Regions from separate parts of the Mus musculus genome. Here all the other regions are linked to region 3. The links are chromatin loops, found by intact Hi-C in ENCODE. Cell type or tissue: left cerebral cortex. All regions are shown on one strand. Region 1 overlaps Clstn2 (calsyntenin 2). Region 2 overlaps Clstn2 (calsyntenin 2). Region 3 has its middle 12 kb from the start of Gm25607.

Region 1 (5,000 bases), 87 kb after region 3:
TACCATTCAGAGAATAAATATATAAAAAAGCTGGATGTGTTTGGGACTCACTGGAGGCTCTTTTCAGTGTCCCTTGGATGATATGTACGTGGTTAAAGTGGACTTGCATGTCTCTTCAGGAACCACAGCGTGGATCAGGTTCTGCCATGCAGATAATTTGGAGATTAATATATATTTTCCGAGCATATTTTTAGACTAGAAGCAGAGTTAAAGATTAGAGGGTCATCTATCCCAGGGTAGTGAAGGAACTAAACCAGTGGAAAAGTCAATGCAACAAAAGTTGCAAGAAAAAGTTGGAATGAATCTTTGTAATCTCTCCTCATAATGGATGTAAAGTCAGTTCTCTATTGTTGTGGGATTTAGAGGTCCACCAGGGATGTGGCTCATGAATCTAGGACTGACAGATGAACCAAGAATGTGGCATGCCAGATAGCAGGGATGTCTTGTTTCCACAACATGAGCTTCATTCATCCAGGCAAGGCAGACAGGTTCACAATAGAGCTGTCCAGTCTGCCTTTGCTATCGCCAATGGAATGTCAACAAACAATTTCTGTGGTTTTCTCCTTAGATCAACAAATGGAGAAATATGGTCAAGGTTGAGTTCTGCCAAGCTACATAAATCTCAACAAAATAAAAGCGTAATGGTAAGCAACGTGGAGCTTTGCAGAATGGTGGGCTTGGTCTAACACATTAGTCAAATTACTTTCATTTCCACAGACTTAGTGCAGAACAAATAGTCAAGACTGGACTGTAAAACTAACTGTGAGCTTAGACCTCATACTTAGAGATCAAGAAGTGGAATACAAGAGTGCTTTGGCAAATGCTAATTCTCCTTCTATTTCTTAAATGTAATGTCTTACTAAGCAGTTATTTGCCATTCTTGCCTCTAAGGTCATGAAGAGCTAAGAATTGGTGGTCTTGTGATTCCCATTTCTGTGGCCTCAAGAAAGCTACCATCTTCTAAGAAGCCAGGGGATGCAGTTGCTGCTTTATAATGAGGCTTTGCTTCTTTCTAAATATGCACTGATTGTCAAGGTGATGGAGGAGGTTCATTATTTAGAGGCATAATTAAAGGGCACTTCCTTTAGCTAAACTAATGAGCAGTAAGTGCAGCAATATTTGCATGTTTAGACATTAAGGATGGAAACAGATGACTCGGAGGAGATTAGGAGGAAGCAGGGAAGGTAGAACAAATTAATCTCACCGCTGGGCCTCCAGGGTTATTGCTTTTCAAGACTTCCTCAAAGGAGAGGTCTTCTTTGGGAAGTTGGCTCTATGGTCTCCTCTTGTTTTAGGGCATGAATGACTGTCTCATTACTAATCCCCAGATGTAAGGTCATTGTGGTGGCTTGAATAAGAATGTTTCCAATGGTGCAGATGTTTGAATCCTTGATCCCTGGTTGGTGGGGCTGCTTGGGTAGTTTTAATATGTGTGGGCTTATTGGATGAAGTATATCACTGGAGGTGGGCTTTGAAGTTTCAAAAGCCCAATTCTATTCCCACAGCAATTTCTTTGCTTCTTGATTATGGTTCAAGATATGCGGTAAGAAGTCAAAATATCCTTTTTTTTTTTTAAAAAAAAGATTATATGATTCTACAAATAAAAGACTCTACCAGAGAACTCCTACAACTAGTAAACATATTCAGCAAGGCATCAGACTATAAAATGAACACACAAAGATCAGAAGCCTTTCTAAAAACCAATGACAAACGTACCAAGAAAGAAATCAAGGAAACTATCCCAATTCACAATAGTCTAAAAAAATCATGCAATAAATTTTACCAAGGAAATGGAAGATTATAGTGAAAACATAAGAAATATATACAAGTTACTAGGAGATGGGAAGGCCTTCCATGACCATGGATCTACCAGTAGGATTAATATTGTGAAAACGGTCAAAGGCAATCTATAGAGCCAATGCAATCACACACACACACACACACACACACACACACACCACACACAGGGATAGTCAAAGCAGTCCTGAACAATGAAAAGCACTAATGGAAGTGTAATGGCCCCTGATTTGAAGTAACACTACAGAGCTAAAGTAACAAGACCTTATAGTACTGGTATTAAAATAGATGCACTGATAAAGGTAATAGAACTGAGGATCCTTACATAAGCCCATACTCCTTTAGCACCTGATGTTTGACGAAGTCCAAACATATATATTGGGACAAAGACAGCAGTTTCCATGAAGGGTGCTGGTAAGAGTAGATAGCTTGTAGATCCTTCTCTCTCAGTCTGCACAAAACTCAACTTTGAATGGATCAATAACCTCAACATAAGATATGATACTCTGAATCTAATAGAGGAGACGTAGGGGAAATGCTTCAACTTATAGATGCAGCAAAGGGTTTTCTGAATAGGACCCTGGTAACATAGGCATTAAGATTAGCAATTGACAAATAGGACCGTCATTTGAGTGAAGAGGTAGCCTACAAAATGGATTTTTTTTTGCTAGCTATGTATCTGACAGAGGGTTAGTGTTTAAATTATACAAAGAACTCAATAAATTAAATACTAAAAACCCCACTCCATTTAAAAATTATAACTAAACAGAGAGTTGTCAAAAGAAGAAAGAGAAACGTCTAAGAAATATTTTTTTTAAATGTTAAACATCCTTACCCATCGGGAAATGAAAATTAAGCTACTTTGAGATTTCATCTTATTCTAGTAAGAATGGTTAAGATTTAAAATATATGACAACAGATACTGCTTTGGATGTAGGGAGAGGGGAACATTTGTTCACTGTTAGTAGGAGTAAAAATTGGTACATCCACCATGGAAACCAGTGTGGGGGTTCCTCAAAAAGCTAGAGATAGATCTGCCATATGATCTGGCATGTGCTCCCACTGTTCCACTCCTGGGCGTATCCTCAGAAGACTGTATCTTACTATGGAGGTAATTTTTTATCCACATTCATAGTTGTGCTACTCACAACAGCTTAAAAAATGGAAAGAGCCTAGATTACTGTCAACTGATAAATAGATGAAAATGTGGTTCCTATATATTATTCAACTGCAAAGAAAAAATGAAATATGAAAATTGCAAGTAAGTGATTGGAGCTAGAACTCACCAGTCTGCTGTTGATGATGAGTAACCCTGATTCAGAAAGAAATTCTTCACATCATCTCTCATGTACAGATACCGGCTTTGAATCCTTAGGTTTGAAGTCAGGAAATGAGCAAGGGCCCATGTAGGGGAGGTTTCAAGGGGAAGGGATAGGATGATGTTGCTAAGGATAACAAAGGGGGATAATGGAATAGGAAGGGTTAAATGGGGAGGGGCAGGGTGGGGGGGGAGTCTGGGAAATGATAACACTCAAGACCACAAAACAAGATTATCACATGGAATCCTACTACTATAGAAGCTTCCAAAGATATAGAAAAGGTGTTAGATTGAATACCCTATAGTGGAGAGACAATATCTTTCACCAGTACCATAGGTTAATTAATGAAAAACTCAGTGCCATGTATGTGTTGCCTCTCTTCGTGTGGATTGGTCACTGGGGGGTCCACAGACAACCCTGCCCCAACTACAGTCTGTTGCCATTGCTCTTGCATACCTGATATAAGATCCTATTGGTGAAGATACCACATACTGAGTTATTGGACATGAAGAAGTCAAGCTGGTACCAAGATGGAAGCCTTCATCCCTATTTAGTGTTCACAGTGTTGGAAGGTGTTGTGCACAGTACTGGGAGAGAAAAGGAGCCAACAGACTTACCCAGCCTCCGTCTCTGTAAGTTACAATAATGACTGGCCTGGCAAGTGCATACACACTGTGCATACACATACAGTGTCATGAATGTTATTGGAGTGACCAATAGCTTTCTGATTACATTTATGGCTTGTTCCACAACATGGAATTCATGTCTGATACCATTAATTGGGCCAAAAACTTTTGGTTGGATAGGTTATAGGCCCTGGGGTAAAACCTAGTACTATTATTATGGTAAATGAACAAGGTATTAAACTGCCCCCCAGTTTCTTATTTTTATAACCACAGATTAGTGAATGTCTTAGCCCTTGTCAGAGAATCTTCATTTTTTATAGCAAATGTCCATTAATGCAAAGACCCACAATGTGTCAACACGCTGAGCATTAGAGACTACCAAGTGTTCAGCTCTAAATGGGAAACTTCTCTTCTTAAGACTTGGGCGACATGAAAGAAGGGCTGGAAAAAAATTCATGAGAGCCAGAGGTACTGGGCATTCCTAAGCAAAACAGTGTTCTCTTGCCATGACAAGGCTGCCGTGCACATGAACTCAAAGTGTTTGTGACTGCATTCACATGACCTTTAGGAGACCAAGACAGCCTAGAGCTTTGCATATGGAAGAGGAGCTTCTAGGGATCATGGAAATATGGTGGCTGTCATGGGAAGGAATGTTAGTTTTCTTTGGGAATCCAAGCCCTGAGATCCTACCCACGCTCCAGTAGATGGTCCCACAGCCATTTGTGTACAGGGAACACTCATTCTACTCATTTGGTTGAAAAAAAATAGATGAAATTGGAGGGAGGATTGGAAAAAATAGGGGAGAACTTGAAGAGGAGGAAACGGTGGGGTAGATCTAACCAAAATGTACTATATGAATGTATGAAATTCTTAAACACACACAACAACAAAAGTGCCTGAGACCCTCAGCACGAGACTGCACTACTCTCAAGGCCCCATCCCCATAGACAGTGCATCATTTGATTAACATGCATCCCTGAGAGTCCATCACAGCTAATCACATTCTAAAACAGCAATGGTACCTTTCTCCTATTGGAATATGGGCATTTTATGGTCATGTTTAAGGCTCTACTATTGGTCAGGTTAGAACTATGGAAGCCTAGCTATGTCTAAGTCTTCATCCCTCTGCCTAAACCCCAAGAGTTAAAAGAAAGTGCAAACCATGAAGTAAGAGTCAAAGTAACGTTGGCTCCAAGGCTGCTCAATGTATAGGGACAATGCTACTGATTGTTGGACACACTTCCCCTGAGGTAAAGCA
Region 2 (5,000 bases), 98 kb after region 3:
GTTACACACACCATATTAGACCAGTTTGAATACGTTTTGGCAAAGGCCATCTATAGACTCACTAGTGGCTAATCCAACTGGATATTTGAAATAAGCTAAAAAGATAAGAGATAAACACTGATTTAAGAATCAGAGAGTAAAGAAAACAATGGCAAAATTAAACAATTTTTAATGACCAGTGAAGTGAACAAAATTTTCAATTCATCACCAGAAGTTTTGTTTTGTTTTGTTTTGTTTTGTTTGTTTGTTTTTAGATATCTTGATTTTTCTTCTCTCCATCTCTCTCTTTCTTCCCCTTCTTCTGGCCTTACTGTCTCTCCCTCCACATCCCTTCACTGTTATGCAGACATTTTATCTGGACTATCTTATGTACTTGGAGCTATGCCATACTCTGTATAGCTGGGCCTGAGGAAGACACCACCCTTCTTCCAGGAGCTTGGCACTAAGGAAGCAGATGGGAGGGATAACCATGTGATGGCAGTGCAGAAAGAGTCATGACGAGTCTGACAAACAAGGGGCAGGAGATGTGCCAGGGTAGTTCCTGGTCGAGAAGCTTCATCAGGTCTGTATGTTTTGAGCATCATTTAGTTTACATGAGAGAAACTTCAGGTAAGGTTCTCCTATAACAGGGAGCTGAGGACAAAAAGAAGGTGGTTCCGTGGGCTGGCCTATACACACTACTGGGTTGGCAGTGTGAGCACTGTGGAGAGTTCCTGTGCCCTCCTCACTACAGCCTCCTTCCTTCCCCTGCCAACTATCCCTATGAGCTAGGATGTCTGATAGCAAGAAGTCCTCTGACTTTCACAAGACTTAGTACAGACTTTCACAAGGTTAGTATAGAAATGCTGCAGACTGACTTCTGTCCTCCCCAAGCTCACAGTATGAAATACTAAATCCCAGGTATATTTGAAGTTATGACCCAGGGCAGGCAACAGAAATAAAATGAGGGAGTGAGACTTGGGACTTCATCTAGCAGGGAAGGAGGAGCAGACATGAGGGTACCATCTTTCTATTTCTGGAATTGAGGACAAAGCAGGTAAAGGAAGCCCTCTGTATCCAGGAAAACAGATCTCATTAGATCATGTATTAACAAGCGCTTTGACCTTGCATTTCCCAACCTTATTGGCTATGTGAAAGTAAACATCTTTCCCTTAAGCCATGCAGCCCAGGGTATTTTGTTAAGGTAGCCTGCACAAGGTTAGACACAGACGAATACAGAGCTTACTACAATTAAAGAGCTGTTAGCTTGTAGGGTTCTATAAAAGCTACAAATATTTTGTATAATAGATGTAATTTCTGTCTATGAATGAATAGATTTTACATTTTAAGTCAGCATGCTCACCAAAGGAGTAGCATGAGAGAAAGGATAGGTGCTGGCCATGGCTTGCTGTGGGCCATAGGCAAGTCACTGGGGCTGGAGTCTCCTGCCGGGAAGGCCCCATGGAAAGCCTGTGGCAGGGCTGGGAATGGTCTCATATATGCAGCCTGCCTGCTACAGAGCAGGCTCAACAAAACAAAACAAAACAAAAATAACCAAAGGAACATCCCTGGGACCAGGGCATTGCTCAGTGACTCAGTTCCTCTTTAAATGCATGGCTCTCAGAATTGCTACATGCACTATATATTTATCTATACGACCAGGATTCCTTCCTTGTCTATTTTTAATTTCAAACCCTGCAACTTCATTTGCTTGTATCCTTCCTTCTCAATCCCATCTCAGAAAATGCCTCTGGGTATCTATAATTATCTCCACCAGTATGGCGAAGTTCTTATTAAAGAACCCCTCACAATATGGAATTTATTTTAATTCACTTCAATTTGTATTATATATTTTAAAATATCCCATAAAAGCCATCTGGCACTTCAGGACATAGCTGGGAGGTTGCTGAGAAATCATATAAACAATGTCAACGTTTTACCACTCCTACATGCCCCAGAATTCCTAACACAAAGAAATGCAGATGAACACATATGCTGTCTTTTCAGCCACCCAGGATCCAGCAGGGTTTGCATTTCCTAGGATCAGGCCAGACAGTTGGCACTGGCTCCCCACTCTGTCTCCTGAGCACAACATCTTTGCTTTTCACACACTGCACAGATTCCATAAGAGGAGAGTCCTTGGGTTGAGATACCTGGGTTACACCGAACATACATGTGAGCGTTTGTGAGGATGGAAGGGGCAGCCATCACTAACGTTTCCATATGAGTAAGTTCTTGCTGAGGTCAGTCCTACTGGGAGCTGAAGGGTAGGGGTGTTCAGGAGAGGATGGGGAAGAGGCAGAGTAATAGGAGACAGAAAACGCAGGATTATGAAACACTCAGCATCAGAAAGGACAAGGTAGCATTACATACAGTGGGCACACAAGAGAGAAAATAGGTCTGTAGGTCACAGAAGAACAAAATAAGAGGTTGAGACCTAACTCATTGGGGACTATAAAACGAGCATTGTTAGGTGACGTCTTATTCCTGCCTATTGGCATTCTCTCTTTTGCTGAATTAATACTATTTTTTTTTAAAAAAGGAAACTCTGCCCAGTTTCATCTCTAAGTGAAGGCCATATCAGTCTTGCTTCCTCGCCGTGCAGTGTCCTTCCCCACAAATGAGTGGTTTCTGGTACCACCCTCAGGAACACACACTACAAAGCTCTGGACTCAACCCAGACACAGCTTTGTCATGGAGAAGTGTGATGTACCAGCCCCTGTGATCAAGCCATAAAGCTCCGATGAGTCAGGTTTTCCACTTCAGAAATGCAGACACTGTTAACAATGCTCTGTCATGGCTTTTTTTTTTTTTTCAAAGTCCTCTTGTCCCTGTTCTCAATTGCCTGTCACCAAAAGCAAGTCATACTGGCACCCAAAGGAGGAAAGCATCAAAGGGCAGACATGATGCTCACTGACACAAAGACCAAAGATATATCTATCAACAAAGATCTTCAGCAGGTCGGGAGAGGGGGGGGGCAGGATAAACATCTTCCCGTGGGCTCAACAAGGAGTGAGCATAGCATATGCAGGTACAATGGTCCACAGGTCCTCTGATCCTGTGGCATCTCAGCTAGCACACTTTCCCCCACTACTGGCTTTCAGTTTTTACCCTGACCTATCTGCCTTCTTGAACTGAATTTTCTAAAACCAAGAAACTGAGCAGTCCTGGAGAGCCAACCCACTGCCACTCCCCTGAGAGCAAACTGGTGGTCTCTGCAAAGGAGAAGGCATGCCCCTGAGAGCCTTACCTGGTCCAGCTTCCAGTGAAACTCTGCAGGGCGAAAGGTGTCTGCCTGGTCAAAGTCCTTCCGCAGGAGGAAGACGAGGCGGCAGTTGTGCACATACAGGGCATAGTGATGCCGGTTCATTTCTGAAAGGCAGAAATGGGATTGAAGCACAAGAGAATCTTTCTGTCTGGTTCCACCAAAGAGTTGCTAGGTACAGTTCAGAAAAACAAAGAAATAGTCTCTCTTATTTTCCCATCTATAAGTGGTTCTGATGAATTTTCTAGAACATATTTGGGGGAAGACACTGCAGTAGAACAACCTCTGGTAGGCCCCATAGCAAAACTTCTGAGACCTTGCCTTTAAACCCTGGGCCAAGTCATACTCCATCAGAGCCCAGTGAAAGCTTCGTTGTGTGTACTTACGGGGCTCTCTGCCAATCACATCAGCATCTCTGGGCTCTACAGCATGGCTGCTTTCTCCTGGAGTTCTGGGATTTGTTTTATTTTGTCAGTCTTGACACAGTGACCACAAAACACATCTCTTTTGTCTCCTTAATCTATGCTAAGAGGGGAAGCCTTGCTTTTAGCTGCTAGGAGGAGACAAATTGATTTTCCAACATTAGACATAACTGTGTGGCTCTTCAAAGCGATGAATAATAACCCCCTCCCCAGGCACGGCCATCAATCAACGGAACCTTTTCTTCCTCTGATAGAAAGGCTTTCTTACTTGCTTAGGAAATCGTATGACATGGTTTTAGCCATGACACTTAGAGCCACAGGACAATACCAACTGGCAAGAAAGGAGCTGTTCTGTACCAGCACATAGAGAAGTCATGCTGGACTTGGCTGTAGAACTCCAGAGAAATTTACTAGGAGGCATGTGTGTTATAGGTGGGTAAATGAGTTCATGGCCATGCACGGGGATAAGCATAGCCATCCATTGAGACCTGCATTAGGGCAGGGAGTGGGCTAGCTTAAGGTAACCTAGGGCTGGAATACTGTGCCTGATTCCTATACCTTCATATTAACCTTGCTATGAGGTCAACATTGGCCTCATCTCTAAAGATGAGCCTTGGCTGGCTCTGACTAAATAGACTCCTGCCAACTCTTCCAACACAGGAATTGGTTCAAGATGCCTGCCCAAGGTCAGAGAACATGGTCTCTGCTGAGAACTGGCAGGGAAGACTTGGTCTAGGCCAATGGTTAGTAGTTTCCTAAGCAGTCCTGGGATAGGTGCCAGCAGAACATGAACCTGTGGGATGCCTTCTTTCCTTTGGGGCAGTGCAGTGTATAACCAGAGGTCTGCAGCAGCTGCACCCTTATCTGCTCATCTTAAACTGATACATGCATAGACACAGATCTGAGAAAATGCAGAGAACAGGGACGTGGATCTTGATCACACTTTACCTGTAAGATGACCACAAAGCCATCATAGATCTAGGAGTTTTCTGGTACAAGGAAGTCTATATTCTCTGCATTCATTTGATTTCTTTTTTAGTTATCTGATACCATTTGATCTGGACTTTCCATCTCTGTAATGGATAGAATCTTAATTGCCACAATGAGGAAATGTGTGCAAAGCAGCTGGCTGGAACAGATGCTCAGTGGCTGTCGGTTATTATAAAGGCCATTGCTGTGCCTGGGGACTACAGCATCACAGACAGCCATGTCAGAGGCTGGTTCCACCCAAGCACCAGCATTCTCCAGAACCCAATGCAAAAATGGCAAGGGAGAGGATGGGCAGTCACTCCATGTGCCCAGTGTGTGGATGGCCACTCTTAGCCTCTGGACTG
Region 3 (5,000 bases):
ATCCTTGAGGCATTCTCTCTGCTGGGCTGGTTACACTGAAAGTATTAGTAGCTTCTTATCAACGACTCAATCCTTGTCTCTGTTGGTATTTGCTCAAAGGAGTTAATAACGGTCCCCACAAAACTTACACATAGATGCCAGGGACAGTTTTATTCATAATTAATCAGGGTAAAAAGCAACCAACATGCTTTTTCCCAGAAAGCTAGTGGGTAAACTGTGGCACACCAAGACTGTGTCTTGTTATCTACTGTTGAAGGGAAATAAGATAGAAAATCATGACAAACCACAGAAGAAACTTAAGTGCACATGGGGAAGAGAAGTTGTCCATCAGCAAGGTCTTGATCGATTTTGTTCCAGTTGTGAGACTTTATAGAAAAGGTAAAACCATGGCAAATATACAAATGATCTGCTCTTGCCAAGGGTTTATCAAGAGGAGAAAGATAAACTGAGAGAATAGAGAATTTTTAGTGTGGTGAAAATTCCTCACATGATTCTATAATGATGAATGCACATAACTACACATTTGTTCAAATCCATAGGATGTAAAACACTAACAGTCATGGAACCAACATAATCAACCTAGAGCCATTAGATGACTGGATAAAGTAAGTATAGTACATGTATACAAAGGGATATTATTCAGCCACAAAGAAAAGTGAAACCCTGCTATTTGCAGCAAAGTAGATTGCTGGAAACCATGCAAAACTGGAAACCATGGTGCTAAGTGAAATAGGCCAAGCACGTAAAGACAAGACTCACTGCGTGCCCTACTCATAGAAACTAAATTAATCTGAAATAAAGTAGTAATGAATGAATGAATGAATGAATGAATGAATGAATAGAGTAGATTGGGAAAGGTGTTTAGGTGTTATAGATAAAGGGAGTTTAGATTTGATCAGTGTATGCCAGTGTATGGATGTAGTTCACTGAACTGTGTTAATATAAGCAATTAAGACTTAGTGAAAATATGAACCCTAAGGTAAACCAGAGATGCTAAATGATGACATGGGGTCAACATAGGCTCATAAATTGTAAACATTGTTGTGAACCTAAAGCTTCTTAACAAAAGAAACAAACAAACAAACAAACAAACAATAAACGACAACAACAAACCCAAGCTCTAAAACTAAAACAACATAAGCAGCAACAGTGAAAAAGGGAAACCCAAGTTCCCAAGACACCTTATTGCAGATTTCAGGTTGATTTTCACGTCTGGTGGGCTGAGTTGGCAGATCTCTGAGGCAGATCTCTCAGTGTGAGGGGGCACAGCTTTTGGAGGTTGGCAGATCTCTGAGGCAGATCTCTCAGTGTGAGGGGGCACAGCCTCTGGAACTTGATTCTCTGTCTAAAGCTGCAAATGTACTTAGCTGCGGAGGCTTCTCTCCAGAACCTGTCTGGTTTCTTTTATTATTTCTTTATTTTAAGGACTTGATTAGTTCTTCAAGAATTCGCACAATGTGTTGTGGTTTGTTGATGCTCATCCCCCAACTGGTTCCCCAACTCTTTCCAGATTCACCTCCTCTTTTCTTACCCACCAAGTCTGACTCAGTTTCATGTATGAGTACTGCATTGGTATCATTTACACTCCCCCTCCCTTCCAGGACCCCTATTCTCCCAAGAATCTCTTGATTTCATGATCTCTTCTGTAATTATTGTTTTACACACACACATACACACACACACACACACACACACACACACACACACACACACACACTGGGGGAGTGGAGAGAGAGAGAGATTGATTCATTTAGTATTGTTTGTGTGCACATGTGTTTGTTGCTAATCACTGGGATTGGATAACACATTAGACAACTTGTCTCCAGAGAAAATGGACTGTCCCACTCCCAGTAGCCTTTGCTTGCAGCTCTTCACTTAGGGGCGGGGCTTGTGAAAATTTCCCCATCAATCTTGGGATAACAAATGGTGCAGTCATTATGCAAGTTTTATATAGACAACCATATGATTGGGGTTTCATGGTTTATTGTTTTGTCACATCTAGAAGACACTGTCTCAAGATGACATTCTGGTCCTCTGGCTCTTTCGATCTTTCTGTTTCCTCTTCTACACTGTTCCTAAGTTTTAGATGTGGGAGTCGTGTTTTAGATATATCAGTTGGGGTAGGTATGGTTATTTTTTCTTTGCATTTTAACCAGTTTGTGGATCTCTGAAATAGTCTCCATTTGCTCCAAAAATAATCTTCTTTGATGGGGTGGGAGATTTAAATTTCTCTGTAGATATAAGTATTTGGAATACAGTTGGAAACTATATTGATTTGGAGAAATATCAGTAGTAGTCTCTCCTCTAGAATCTATGACCTTTCCAGACACAGGCATCTGGGTAGGTTTATAGTACCAAACATAATCTATCTTCCAGTCAGACAGGATATAAGAGCTACTATTGTACCATTGGGGACATCTTCCCAGGCTGGTCATTATTGTGGTTCACAGGTTTTTACAACTGAGTAAGGCTTCCTCAGATATTTTGGTCACAGGGATGTAAAAGGAGCTAATATATTTTGGGAGGGGAATTATACCAGACATGTTGACTCATAAGGATAGTGAAGCATGCTTCTCTTCATTTGATCTCTGTCTGCAGTGTTGGTGGCAGGTTTGTACCCTGTAGCAGAAAAATTATGATGTAATTTATTTTGTCACATTCTTGTACAATTAAAAAATGCTTGCCAGCTCTATCACTGCATAACCAACATAATTAAAACAACCCACAAGAAGAGAGTCATTTCTATGTAGGTGTGGCTGGGCTCTGCAAGCTTTTCATTTTGCTTTCATTCCCAGCAATTCTAGGAATATGGCACAGACTAACTTCTGCTCTGTGTTCTCAGTCTGGTCTCCCCTGCCTCCAGGTACTGCAGGACACTCTTTCTGCCGAGCCTTCTCAGGCCTTTCACTTTCTGCAAGCATCTAGGAGTCAGACGGGAACATGGTGAGTGTCTTCCACAGCAATACCGTTCACGCCCACCACTGAGCCCACACGAAAGCTGCTGCAGAACTTCTCCAGTGCTATGTGCATAGAGGGAAATGATACAAAGAGAACTCACATGGGAAAAGATGGCTGTATGGAGCAGTCATGATTAAACAATGGGGACGCTGAGTTCTCGAAGGATGCTGAGTAAGGACATGGTTGAAGTCCTCAACAGGGCCTTGGAAAAGTCTGGGGAATGGAGGAAGTCCCAGCATCCTTAGCTTCATGGAGAATACACTTTGTGCTTGCCCATACAGGGGTGAGGGAGGACAGATAGAGGGACAATGACAGAAGGATGACAATGGTCACTCTTATTAGATGGGAACCCTGTGACTTATGCCCCCCGTGTCCTGTGATGTTTAACATCGTCAGTGTTTCAGCCCTGTGCACACTATGCACCTTCCAAGTTTGTGGGGGAAATTCTTTATCTAAGAGAAATACACAAACCAGCTCATTATTCTCTTTAAACTGTAGGCCTTAATCCTTAAACTTAGTTAATAATTTCATCCCGAGACCAATGTAAAGACACAAAGCCACATGTGTGGCCTTTGTTAAGGTAGCTCAGGGCAAGTCTTTCTCTAACTCCAGCTCTGTAACCTGCCTTCATAAACACTAACTTTGATTGATACCCATTCATCCAGAAATTCTTTTCTGCAATGTAAGTCAGGCTATATCTGGTAGAGATAGAGGTCTCTAGACAGCTGGCAGCAGCTTCTACACCAGTGTCAGCTAAGAGTAGCTGTGTATGGGAAGAGAAGGCATAGATATAAGTTTTTGGGGGAGAGAGTTAAGTGGAGGGAGGAGGGATATATATCCATATATCTATATATCTCTATATACGGATATATATGGAGAGAGAGAATGAGAGAGAGAAAGACACACACACAGACAAACACAAGAGAGAGAGAGAGAGAGAGAGAGAGAGAGAGAGAGAGAGAGAGAGAGAGAGAGAGAGATAGATTTGGAGGAAAGTCATTAGCTGCTTGAGATTTTGAGGTTCTTACAGGTGATCTAAGAGAAAATGTCCACCCCCAGACACCAGCTGCTCCCAAAATGAGGACTCTGCCAGCGAGGAGTATGAACTCTCCAAAGGGAAGAGTGTGGTGTGCAAAATGCTGTCATACACCACTCCGAAGGCACAGAAGAGGAGGGGTATGCTGGAGGGATGAGGAAGAGGCACTTGGACAGAGTGCTGGAAAAAGATTTCTCTTCAGTTCTCTCTCTCTCTCTTACTCTCTCCTTCCTTCCTTCCTTCCTTCCTTCCTCTCTCTCTCTCTCTCTCTCTCCCCCTTCTCTCTCTCTCTCTCACTCTCTCTCTCTCTCTCTCCTCTCTCTCTCTCTCTCTCTCTCACTCTCTCTCTCTCTCTCTCTCTCTCTCTCTCTCTCTCTCTCTCTCACCTGAATATGAGCATTCTTTTATAGCAGGATATGATCAGAGGGTTTTCAAGGAATGCTTCCCAGTTGACATGGCCCAAATGGTCCAAACATGCTTTAAGTTTTATAGTTGAAGACAATTTTTTATGTTGGCATGTGGTTATTGTACTGATAATTTAGAAGGAAGAACTACTTCTATTTCCTTTCATTTCCCCCCTCTGAGTGACCTAAAGAAATGCAAAAGCACAGAGCTGAGTACTGGATGCATTCAGGCATTCTATGCAGCAAAAATAGAACACATTTAAATAAAAACTCCAGATTTTACTGGTGTTTTCTGATGACTGTGTCTCTATGACCTATAACTGAGAACTAGCTTTAGAGTACACACGTGTGTTTACAATGTCAACTTTTACTTTAGTTAGTTTATGTTGAACTATTTATATAAAAACAATCATTATCTTGATTAATTAGCCAGACTACAATTGCATAACTCAACACAAGAAAAGTTCCTCATCATTGTTCACATTTCCTGTTGGTTGCTGCCAAGGTAGGGGTTTACTTAGGGGGTGCTGCCTGACATCTACCTTCTTGAATCTTTGTCATCCAAAGACTTGCCTTGGCTTCCCTTTCCAGGAAAAAGAGTG

The links. Hi-C counts contacts between places; a loop is a spot of excess contacts. Peaks named below come from ENCODE experiments on the same cell type or tissue, not always from the same donor. Only the 100,000 strongest peaks of a DNase experiment are listed, where the experiment ranks them.
Region 1: a loop joins it to region 3, with 2.2 times the contacts of the local background. A loop is called at or near these places in 2 of 42 quality-filtered maps.
Region 2: a loop joins it to region 3, with 10 times the contacts of the local background. A loop is called at or near these places in 2 of 42 quality-filtered maps.

Annotation. Positions count from the first base shown.
Region 1 is chr9:97,512,014-97,517,013 of GRCm38, forward strand. All of the region lies in intron 8 of Clstn2 (calsyntenin 2), which reads right to left. Among named protein-coding and RNA genes, the nearest start is that of Gm25607, 75 kb to the left of the region's middle. In left cerebral cortex, no CTCF peak of the experiment used is centred here; a DNase peak (open chromatin) is centred at 2,829.
Region 2 is chr9:97,523,075-97,528,074 of GRCm38, forward strand. Clstn2 (calsyntenin 2) reads right to left here. Exons shown (of 18, transcript NM_022319.2): 8 at 3,230-3,351. Among named protein-coding and RNA genes, the nearest start is that of Gm25607, 86 kb to the left of the region's middle. In left cerebral cortex, no CTCF peak of the experiment used is centred here; DNase peaks (open chromatin) are centred at 1,949 and 2,682; H3K27ac peaks cover 779 bases.
Region 3 is chr9:97,425,358-97,430,357 of GRCm38, forward strand. No RefSeq gene overlaps it. Among named protein-coding and RNA genes, the nearest start is that of Gm25607, 12 kb to the right of the region's middle. In left cerebral cortex, no CTCF peak of the experiment used is centred here; DNase peaks (open chromatin) are centred at 2,956 and 4,057; H3K27ac peaks cover 848 bases.